2 separate regions of the Homo sapiens genome follow, and region 1 is linked to region 2. Evidence: read pairs that join two places in POLR2A ChIA-PET (ENCODE). Cell type or tissue: HepG2. All regions are shown on one strand. Links, peaks and the distances in the headings refer to the core of each region. The heading gives the core; the rest is flanking DNA. Region 1 overlaps NINL (ninein like). Region 2 overlaps NINL (ninein like).

Evidence for each region. ChIA-PET counts read pairs that join two places held together with the same protein. Peaks named below come from ENCODE experiments on the same cell type or tissue, not always from the same donor. Only the 100,000 strongest peaks of a DNase experiment are listed, where the experiment ranks them.
Region 1: POLR2A ChIA-PET joins it to region 2 with 6 read pairs; 7 of 35 experiments call an interaction of 5 or more read pairs at or near these places.

Annotation. Positions count from the first base shown.
Region 1 is chr20:25,576,781-25,582,155 of GRCh38, reverse strand. All of the region lies in intron 1 of NINL (ninein like), which reads left to right. Among named protein-coding and RNA genes, the nearest start is that of NINL, 6.1 kb to the left of the region's middle. RefSeq lists a silencer at 2,749-3,043. In HepG2, for the core only: no CTCF peak of the experiment used is centred there; a DNase peak (open chromatin) is centred at 2,895; H3K4me3 peaks cover 654 bases.
Region 2 is chr20:25,505,933-25,511,307 of GRCh38, reverse strand. It overlaps NINL (ninein like), which reads left to right. Exons shown (of 24, transcript NM_025176.6): 5 at 568-634. Among named protein-coding and RNA genes, the nearest start is that of NINL, 77 kb to the left of the region's middle. RefSeq lists an enhancer at 2,921-3,215. In HepG2, for the core only: a CTCF peak has its summit at 3,431; a DNase peak (open chromatin) is centred at 3,037.

The DNA of each region.
Region 1 (5,375 bases), core at 246-5,245, 71 kb before region 2:
AGCCTCCTGAGTAGCTGGGATTATAGGAGTACACCACCATGCCCAGCTAATTTTTTTATTTTAGTAGAGACGGGGTTTCACCATGTTGGCCAGGATGGTCTCCATCTCCTGACCTCGTGATCCACCCCGCTCGGCCTCCCAAGGTGCTGGGATTACAGGCGTGAGCCACCACGCCTGGCCGGACTTGAGCAAAATTTAATTGAGCAGTTTATATTAACTTCAATGGAAACTTTTTCGCTAACTCATACTTATCCCATATGTTGTGATTTATAGGACTGCTCTAAGGTGGGTGAATTGATATGGTCATTTGCTAAGAGCATGTTGTAAGTCTTTTAATGTTTGGGTATCCTTTGAACATTTGGTGATGGAAAATAGAATAACAAGAATGGCAAAGTTCCAACAGTGTCTGTAGCTTCCCCTTTTACAGTGAGTTCAAGTTCCTTGGAGAAGGCTTGCTATTTTCTCATTCTACAAAAAAGAGTTATCCGCTAATTTTTATTGCACCTGAACTTTACATAAACACACATATCCCACTTTTATTTGCCAATACAGATCAATTCAATCTGTCATCATTTAAACCACTAATGACTCTTTTTAAGTTTTTTAGAAGATGGCACATGTGGCATTTGAGACTTAGAGCATGTGAGCGGGGCTCTGTGAGCACATTCTTTCTATGGTGGACATTTACCTTTGGATTTTTTTTTTTTTTAAACTGAGAAGGAGTCTCGCTCTGTCACCCAGGTTGGAGTGCAGTGGCACAATCTTGGCTCACTGCAATCTCTGCCTCCCGGGTTCAAGCGATTCTCTTGTCTCAGCTTCCTGAGTAGCTGGGATTATATGTGCCTGACCACGCTCAGCTAATTTTTGTATTTTTAGTAGAGACAGAGTTTCGCCATGTTGGCCAGGCTGGTCTCAAACTCCTGACCTCAAATGATCCACCTGCCTTGGCTTCCCAAAGCGATGATGGGATTGCGGGCGTGAGCCACTGCACCCAGCCTACTTTTGGATCTTGCCATGAGCAGGTAGCTACTAGATAGCTTTCCTCTTTCCTGGCACAAGACAGATTTGGAAGCAGGAAGCAAAAACAGGAGCAGTGTCTTGGCCTCACACCTGAACTGGCATGGCTTCCTAGCTGCAGGTAATAGCGTCCTCTGCCCTGGAAGGCATTTCCAGCGCTGTGGCCACTTTGCTGTTCCATTCCTTGGTTATTGTGTAAGTAGTTAAGCCGCGGTGGCTGTAACTGGAATCTAGGTTTGAGTTTAGCTTAGTCCTTGGCTTCAAGTGCAGATTAGGAATTCAGGCCCAAGGCCAAGACATTTGGTTACTCACAAGCTGAGGCCAAAAGTTTGGGTCATACTCTACCTGGAGCTATTTGGAGGCAGGCTTTCCTTCTCCCACCTTGGGGCAACTTTGAGCCTCCTGGATTCTGATTATTGTTGTTTGTGAATGGACAGACAATTTTCTGGGACAGAGGAGTCTTTTAGAGCATGGCTTGTATTTTCATCCTTTTTTGACCTAGGTTCAAGCATGCATCTGGCGCTGCCTGGTTGTACTTCCCTTTCTGAACCCGATTGTCTTTCCTTGGACTTCAGAAAGATAATGGAGCCTTCCATCATCCTCCAAGCGAGGTGACCCGTTTCCCTCAAGACTGCTGTATAGTCTCCCTGGAGTCGAAGTCATTTGTTAGTTTCTGAAACAGGAGAGCTCTCTAGGTACCTCTGAAGCAATCAAGTTTGAGAACCTCTAGGATATACCAATTTTTGTGCATTGATTGTTACTTTGTATCTCATAAGGGGCAATCATTACATTTTTTTTTTTTTTTTAGGTGGAGTCTCACTCTGTTGCCCAGGCTGGAGTGCCATGGCGCAATCTTGGCTCACGGCAACCTCTGCCTGCTGGGTTCAAGCAATTCTCCTGTCTTAGCCTCCTGAGTAGCTGGGATTATAGGTGTCCACCTCCACGCCCAACTAATTTTTGTATTTTTTAGTAGAGACGGGGTTTCACCACGTTGTCTACGCTGGTCTCGAACTCCTGACCTCAGGTGATCCACCCGCCTCGGCCTCCCAAAGTGCTGGGATTACAGGCTTGAGCCACCATGCCCAGCCCACACATCTTCTTATAACCTTATTTTTGGATCTGCTTTGTTGAGTAAAGTAACAATTTTGGTTTGTTGGAGTTTCTAAGAGTGGTCAGAGACCTGAGGGGCAATCACTCTTCAAAATCTCTCAGTTTTTAAGCCTCTGGTAAAGAATTTTACATTTGTAGAGTATATCAGTTAGGATATTTTAGCCACTAGTGTTGGAAAACCCAACTCAGTCTGGCTTAAATAAACAGGGAGTTCACCGAAGACCTCAGGATGGGCTGCTCCATTGTTGAAGTGGCCCTGAGGGACGCAGGTGGCTTCTCTTCTGCACACAGCCTCTCACATCCATGGAGAGAGGGAGCTTGGCTTCTGTGGCTTCTGTGCCTCTCTGAAGAATGAGGAGTGACAGCTGGTGCCCCCAGCCAGGGTAGTGGAGTCCTGGGCCATTTGAACCAGTCACCAGGAGGCCTCCCCCGGCTGTCTCCAGAGGCAGGGTGGCGTGGGGGTGTGGGGACAGGAAGGACAGGCTTTTGGGTGCCTGGTCCGTGGGGGCTGTGTGAGCCTCACCATAAGGTAGCGTGTCACCTGTGCCCAGTCCCCGTGCATGACTTGTGCACTGGTTGTGGCTGCCAGAAATGGAGCTCAGGTCTCCTGGTGTTTTGTTTTTAAATTTTGAATGAGCATTCAGTAGGTGCCAGGCACTGTTCTCAGTGTTTTTGTTAAATTCTTTCACGGAGTACTCATAGCAGGAGGCTGAGCCGGGGTGTACTGTTGCCCCCATCTCACACACAGAGAGTGCGAGGGTCAGAGAGGATAATAACATACTCAGGGTCACATGGAGGTCAGGGGTGCTCCGGTCTGGAGAGGCTCTGCAAATTCCATGTCCCCTGCTGTGCCTCCCAACACAGTGGGGTTTCCAACATCCCTTACTGCCTCCGAGGGACTATATCATTTCTTTACCTTAACAAGAAGATGAGGTATTTTCAGTGCTAGAGAAAAGCTGTGACTTATGTGATCCTGTCTACACATGCTGGTTGAGAAGCAGTATGAGGACTGTTAGCTCAAAGTCCCATTTTTATTTTATTTATTTATGTTTTAGAGACAGGGTTTCACTGTGTTGCCTGGCTTGACTTGAACTCCTGGGTTCAAGCATTCTCCCACCTCAGCCTCCCAAGTAGCTGGGACTACAGGCATGTGCATGACTCCATTTAATTTAATTTAATTTAATTTTGCTTGAGCTTTACTGCTTGATCAAATTCCTTTTTTTTTTTTTTTTTTTGGAGATGGAGTCTCGCTCTGTCACCCAGGCTAGAGTGGTAGTGGGCGATCTCCGCTCACTGCAAGCTCCACCTCCCAGGTTCACGCCATTCTCCTGCCTCAGCCTCCTGAGTAGCTGGGACTACATGCGCCCGCCACCATGCCCGGCTAATTTTTTCTATTTTTAGTAGAGACGGGGTTTCACCGTGTTAGCCAGGATGGTCTCGGTCTCCTGACCTCATGATCCACCTGCCTCAGCCTCCCAAAGTGCTGGGATTACAGGTATGAACCACTGCGCCCAGCTAATCAAATTCCATTTTTAAGCAAGAGTATTAAGGACTTAATGAATTGTGCTTTGCTTTTTGTGGCTTTGTGTGCGTGTGTGCGCCCATGGAAATAACATTTCAGGGCCGGGCGAGGTGGCTTATACCTGTAATCGCAGCACTTTGGGAGATTGAGGCGGGCAGATCACTTGAGGTCAGGAATTTGAGACCAGCCTGACCAACATGGTGAATCCCCGTCTCTACCAAAAATAGAAAAATTAGCCAGGTGTGGTGGGGCACACCTGTAATCCCAGCTACGCCAGAGGCTGACATGGAAGAATCGCTTGATCCTGGGAGGCGGAGGTTGCAGTGAGCCAAGATTGCGCTACTGCACTCCATGGGCGCCAGAGTGAGATTCCGTCTAAAAAAAAAAAAAATCACGCCTGTAATCCCAGCACTTTGGGAGGCCGAGGCAGGCAGATCACCTGAGGTTGAGAGTTCAAGACCAGCCTGACCAACGTGGAAAAACCCCATCTCTACTAAAAATACAAAATTAGCCAGGTGTGGTGGTACATGCCTGTAATCCCAGCTACTCCATAGGCTGAGGCAGGAGAATCTCTTGAACCTGCGAGGTGGAGATTGCAGTGAGCCGAGATCGCGCCATTGCATTCCAGCCTGGGCAACGAGAGTGAAACTCCATCTCAAAAAAAAAAAAAAGAAAAGAAAAGAAAATATTTCAGAAAAATGAGTCTGTTCCTGGGACTAGGACAGTAGTAAGCCCCGAGCTTCTGCTGGCCCCACACAAAGAGGGGTGGTGGGCTCCCCCGCCAGGATGGACCTCACAGGAGCTCTATTCACAAAGAGGACCTCCAGGTTCCCCTTAGAGTCATGGGTGGTGTCAGACCCTAAACATGAGAACCAGCATCAGTCAATATAGTGCAATATTCACTAACTTGGAGTTTTCGTTTCAAGGGCATAGGAATGTAGTAAACAGCTATTAATTATTTAAAAATCAACAGGGAGAGTCTGCTCGGTGCAGATTTTGAGTAGGTTGTCCCAACCCCAGGGAGAGCTCCTTGTATCTGGAAGGCCTCTGCCTGTCCTGTACTCAAGTGACCTGAGGAGGGATGTGCTGGACTGTCCGGCCACGTGGCCTTGGGACTTCCAGCCATGCTCGGGAGGAGGACAAAACCAGGCAGGCAGAAGTGGGTAGCGTGCCAGGTCTCCAACACAGGAGAGGCGGCAGGGCCTTGAACAGACTTGGGGACGCGTGTCTCCATGTGGACCAGTGAGTAAAACTGAGTACCCACGGTCCTGGGATGACCAGCAGGGACTCCAGAGGGCGGGCTGCAGCCCGGCCAGTTAGCTCCCTGCTTCAGGCAACGTTGTCACTGCTCTCCAAGGCCCCAAATGAAGGTAAGTGACAGGCTGAGATTTTCCCCAACTCTGGGTAGGGACAGAAACGTGGATGCCCAATTTCGGAACCCCACAATCTACATTAATGGCCTGTACTGATTTCTGGTACGGTTCCTCAGGAAACTGTGTCAAGCAGGATGTTTGCAGGGGCAGGTCTGAAGTGGACACAGTCCACAGCCTGCATAGTTCAAGACCAGCCAGGCCTTGCTCTGTGGCAAAAGTTTTAAACTGTACTTGATAGTGTACACTGTTGCACAGCTTTAAAGCGAAGCAATTCTTGATACATTTTAAATTCTTACTGAATTTTTATTATTTCCAACTGTGCACATAAAGTAAGACTCTTATCATTGTAGACT
Region 2 (5,375 bases), core at 290-5,289:
TGAGGTGGTTACCAGGCGCTGTGCTATCCCGGAGCCCTTGGAGGGATACAGAAACCTGCTCTCACCTTGCGACTGTTTGCTGAACTGATATGGTTGGTGAGGGAAAGGTGCAGAGAGGCGTGTTGCAAGCCTTGTATGGCGAGCGTGTCCTGAGACTGAATGATTGGCTGTGGCTGCAGGGCTGGCTTCTTTCAAGTGCTGGGTCTGAAGCCATCACCATGCAGAGGGGGACAGCTTCTGTGCTGCTATGACACGAGTGTTTGATTGTATTTTCAGTGTCAACTGTTGATGACTGGGTTTATATTGAGGAGCCCCGAGCGTGCAGAACAAGGCATGTCCCCTGTCTCCCCGGCCCAGCCCCTTGCTGCTGCTAGGCGGGGCTCACCTGGGTCTGCTAGCTGGCATGCAGGGCAGCCCCAAGGTGGGGGTGGGCTTTTCCTCTGAGGGATTGACTCCATACTCAGCCATCCCCCACTTCCCCAAACATCCTGCTCTATTTGTTCCCGGTGCTCCGTCCCCAGCAGCACCCCCTGGAACTCACAGCCTTCTCTCTGCATCTTTCTACAGAGTCCCAAGTCAGATGAAGAGGCCGAGAGCACTAAAGAAGCTCAGAATGAATTATTTGAAGCACAAGGTAAAGCCTCAGCCTCGCATTCAGTGCTCTCTGCCTTTGCCCAGAGCTTTGAAAGCTGAACAGCCGGGTCATTGGGCAGTGTGCAACCACAAGTTTAATTTCCTGGGAAATGCATGGGGTGGGTTGTGTCCCGCTGGATTCTTCCTCCTGCAGGAGTGGTCAGAATGTCATCATCACAGCAGTGAGGCCGTCACTCGGTCCTCATCCTCCCAAGGTCAGACCCAGGGGCAGAGGCCCGTGGCCGAGGGAGCATCGTGGTTCGTCACACTTTATGGTCTGCAAGTACTGATGTGACCCCAGCTGGCAGGTGTGGCCCTGTGGTTTCAGGCAGGAGGGCCTTGCTTGGCCCTGTCACCTCAGACTGCCCCTGCACCTCCTTCCTGGCACGCTGGGCTAGATACAGCCTCTCCCTTGCTGTGCAGGGGCAGTCTCAGCACCCACCAGGGTTTTATCTGTCTCACAAATGGAGTGTAATACCTGGTCCTGGAGCTCAGAGCCTTACATAGCAGCCAGAAGGCCAGCAGCTGGTACACATAAGCAAATCATAGCATGCAGCCTCACAGCGCTGTGCAGCGTGCAAGGGGAGGCTGACCATCCATGCTGCCGTGGTGCCCTCTGCAAGATCTGGCATTTTGGGAAGATAAGCTACATGCAGGAGCATGATTGAGACTTCAGCTCCCTCACCGCATTTCTGGAGGGACATGCATTACATATGTCATGGGGACAGAAAGCTAGGCAAAAAAACTTCCCAGTGGATCCCCCTGGGGAGAGGAACAAAGGCTCTGGGAAGGGAGGACTTCTTTTTAATTTTAATTATCTTGTGTTTGCCTATAATACTTCCTTGACATTAAAAAGCAAACAAATATATTAATTATGAATCCTAGAGTATTTTGGATAGAAAAGACCAACACCTATGCAAACAATGTGAAAACAGAAGATTCTGTGGAAGTTACTGCTGACTTACATGATGCCTGCAAGAGTGAAGAAAGGGGCCCCACAGAAAGGTGGGTGTGAGAGGATCAGTGTGGTGGCCAGACGCTGAGCTCTAAGGAACTACCCAGGTGTGAAGCTGGCAGCCTGGCTAACCCTTGCAGCAGGCTTGGCATAATCTGAGCATCCCTCCTCTCAGAGCAGCTTGGGGCTCAGGAGTGAGGTCTTGCCGAGCTTGGGAACAAGAGCTGAGGTTCACACCAGGCCCTTACAATCACAGCACAAGCTTTTACACTGCTGCTGCAGAGCTTCTCCAAGGAGCAGGGCTGCAGTGCTCAAGGAAGGATTGGAGAAGGTGAGAGACTTAGGATGGACTGCATTGCATCTGGGGCCTCTGTTGGGACACTTGAAGGCTGGGTCTGAAATCATATGAAGCGTCACTGATGCGTCTGGGCTGGAGGAGCTCAGCTGAGGACAGTCTCGGAGGGGTTGCAGCAGGCCTCAGCGTGGCTGGGCTTCCTTACAGCATGGCGGCTGAAGATAGTCAACTGTCTCACCTGGTGGCTTAGGGCACTAAGGACATGTGGTCCCAAAAACAGGGCTGGGATTTCCTCACTGAGTTCAGGCCAGCCTCAAAGTCACAAAGCATCCCTTCCACCACATTCTATTGATCAGAGCTGTCACAAGCCTACCAGATTCAAGGAGAAGGGACACAGACCTGAAGGGAAGAGTGTCAAAGAAATTTGAAGCCACATTTCCAAACTGCCTCACATGGGCAGGCTGAAAGGAAGAGGGAAGGCAAAGAGGGGCAAAGTTAGAACAGGGGGGTGTCATGTGCTTCAGGAAAGAGGAAGGCCGGAGGCATTGATGGACGTGTAGGGAGCAAACTGCGGGATCCTTAGCAGCCAGGCATGTACGGTGCAGGTGTAGGGAGTGCAGGATGCTGCCATGGCCTTTGAGGAGGCAGTGATGAAAGGAGCTAGTGTTTCAGGGTGCAGGGATGCAGGTGACTGGGGAGGAGAGGCTGGAGCCCGGCTGAATGCCGAGAGCCCTCTTCAGGCTGCCAGCGCCCCCCAGCTCCCCCTGTTGTAGAAGGACCAGGGTGGCAGCATTGCGTGTGTCCCCTTGTAGGAGGCATGAAGCCATCCCAGGAAGTCATCAGGCTGCACTGGATCCCACTGGTGAGGTGTGGGCAGGGTCAGTGGCTCCCAGTCAGTGCCCTGTACCCCGGGAACCCCCAACTCCAGACAGGGTGCCCCGCCATTCCCTTTGCCCTGGGCTGGGCTGCAGGCCAGGCAGGCCGCTGACCATGCAGGGCAGGGAGTAGCACTGGTCTGTATTCCTTAGTCCTGTGAGCAGTTTTACTGTCTTTCCAGGCTTTTCTGTGTGAGTCAGTGGATGCCCTAATGAGGCCTCCCCACACAGGCGGTTACGTGGGCTGACTGTGCAGAAACATAGCTTGGATAGAGGGCATTGCCCTGGGATTTCTGCCAAAGTAAACAGCACCCCTTGGACCATGATCCTTGAATGCCAGGGCCATTTTTTGTTCAACTTTTGTCTCAGTAAATGTCAGGGAAACTGACCTGAGCTTCCAGCTGTGGTGCTGGACAAAGCAGGCAGATTCCTGTGTGCTGAGAAAAGTCAGCCAAGCTGCCGTGTCTTACATCCTTGAACTTGATGTCTAGATCTAGAGCAGCGAAGGGAAGGGCTCGCAGGAGGCTGTTTTTCACCCAGCAATTTCAGTGTTCTCTGCCCCAACCAGGTTGGGGTTCCTTCCAGCAGTTTACAGAAACCTTTGTACAGGATCAGAGCTGACAGACGGTAGTGCACACACACTCGTGTCAAGCTCAGAGGACTTGCCCGACCTCTTCTGCCAGCCTAAGAAATAACCCAGTATCAGGATTGCTTTCACATTTTTCCTTGGAGATTTCAGGCATCTTAGGCCGGAAGGGACCTCGAAGGTGGCCTTTTCTTACCCATCCCTTTCCTCTTGTTTTCCTCAACCCAACCCACAGTGTCATTTGTGAGCACACAGTCTGGCTTCCTTTGGGGGATGGTGGCTTTCCCGTTACCAGCAGGGTTATCAGTAATTCACACCCACATGGCTCATCTACCTGAAGGATCCAGACTGCTGAAGCAGAACTGCAACACTAAAGTCTGTGTTGGGTGGAAGCAGCCATGTCCCTGCTCTGGGCTAGGTGGTGTGGATGAGGCATAGAGGAACATGTCTGGCTGGACACATAGCTCACCATAGGAACATGTCTGGCTGGACATATAACTCACCATGGACACTTTCTGCTGGACACCCAGTGTCTGTCCTCATTCTCAAGCTGTTTCCACAGCTTCAAACACATCAAGAAGATAAGCGGCTGAAGACAAAGGTTAGGAAAAGTGGCCATCCACCACCTGAGCCCGCTGATGAGTCCTAAAGACACCAGTGCCTCCTGAGTGAGGTGTGCGGAGGACACAGCACCACCTGCAAAAAAAAAAAATGTTGAGGCTGCAGCAAACTAGACTTTGATGCTAACTCAGGTTTTCAGGAAATGTTAAGGATGGAGGAGCTCATTAGATGACACCCTGGGGAAGCAAGCAGATAGATCCGGATGTGGAACATTCCACAAAACAGTGGGTCTGATTTCTTTAAAAAGGCATGGGCTATGGGGATTTGGGAGAGGTGTTTGTGGTTGAAAGATGTGAGAGGAATAACAGCCAAGGGCATCCTGAACAGTTTGGATGCTGGTTCAAACAAATCAACTGTAAGAATATATGTTTGAGACACTTGGGAAAATCCTGTTGATTTTGTTAGGTATGATAGTGGCATTGCGGTGATGTAAGAATATATATATTTTTTCTAGAGATATGAATCAAATATGTGGGGCAGAAGTAACATGAGATCTGCGATTTCAGATACCCCAGATGGATCCAGACTCATGATGTTTTGACTCAACGATTTTTCAACTTCTTGATGGTGTGAGGTCAATATGCATTCAGTAGAAGCCGTCCTTCAGTGTCCATGGGACCGTTGTGATCTTCACTTTCAGTACAGTGTTCAGTAGATTACATGAGACATTGAACACATTAGTCTAAAATAGGCTTTGTGTTAGAGAATTTTGCCCCACTGTTGGTTAATGTGTTCTGAGATGTGTAAGGTAGGCCAGGCCCAGTTACGATGTTGGTGGGTTAGGTATATTCAGCACATCTTTGACTTGACATTTTCAGCTTATGGTGGGGTTGCTGGGCTGTAGCTCCATCATAAGTCGGGGAGCATCTGTACTTCTAAACACTTCAGCCGTAAGAAAAGCGGGTAGAGAAGAAGCCTGTGGCAGGCTGCTGTCATAGTGCAGTCTGAGCAGCAGGTGCTGTGGGCTTCACTTTACTCTTTGCTCTGTGTAAGTTAGAAAAGTTTTCAAAAATTAAGCTATTGAAAGACTGGTCTTTTTATTGTAAATACAAATAATAGAGCCCTCACCCTCTTTTTTTTCTGAGACAGAGTATTCTTCTGTAGCCCAGGCTGGAGTGCAGTGATGTGACCTCGGCTCACTGCAATGTCCGCCTCTTGGGTCCATGCAGTTCTCTGCCTCAGCCTCCCGAGTAGCTGGGATTCCAGGCGGCTGCCATCACACCCGGCTAATTTTTGTATTTTTAGTAGAGACGGGGTTTCACCAATTTGGCCAGGCTGGTCTTGAACTCCTGACCTCGTGATCTACCCGCCTTGGTCTCCCAAAGTGCTGGGATTACAGGCGTAAGCCACCGCGCCCAGCCCCTCTGCCTCTTTTAAGTGCTTGCATGGCTGACCATAGAAGGTTCTCTT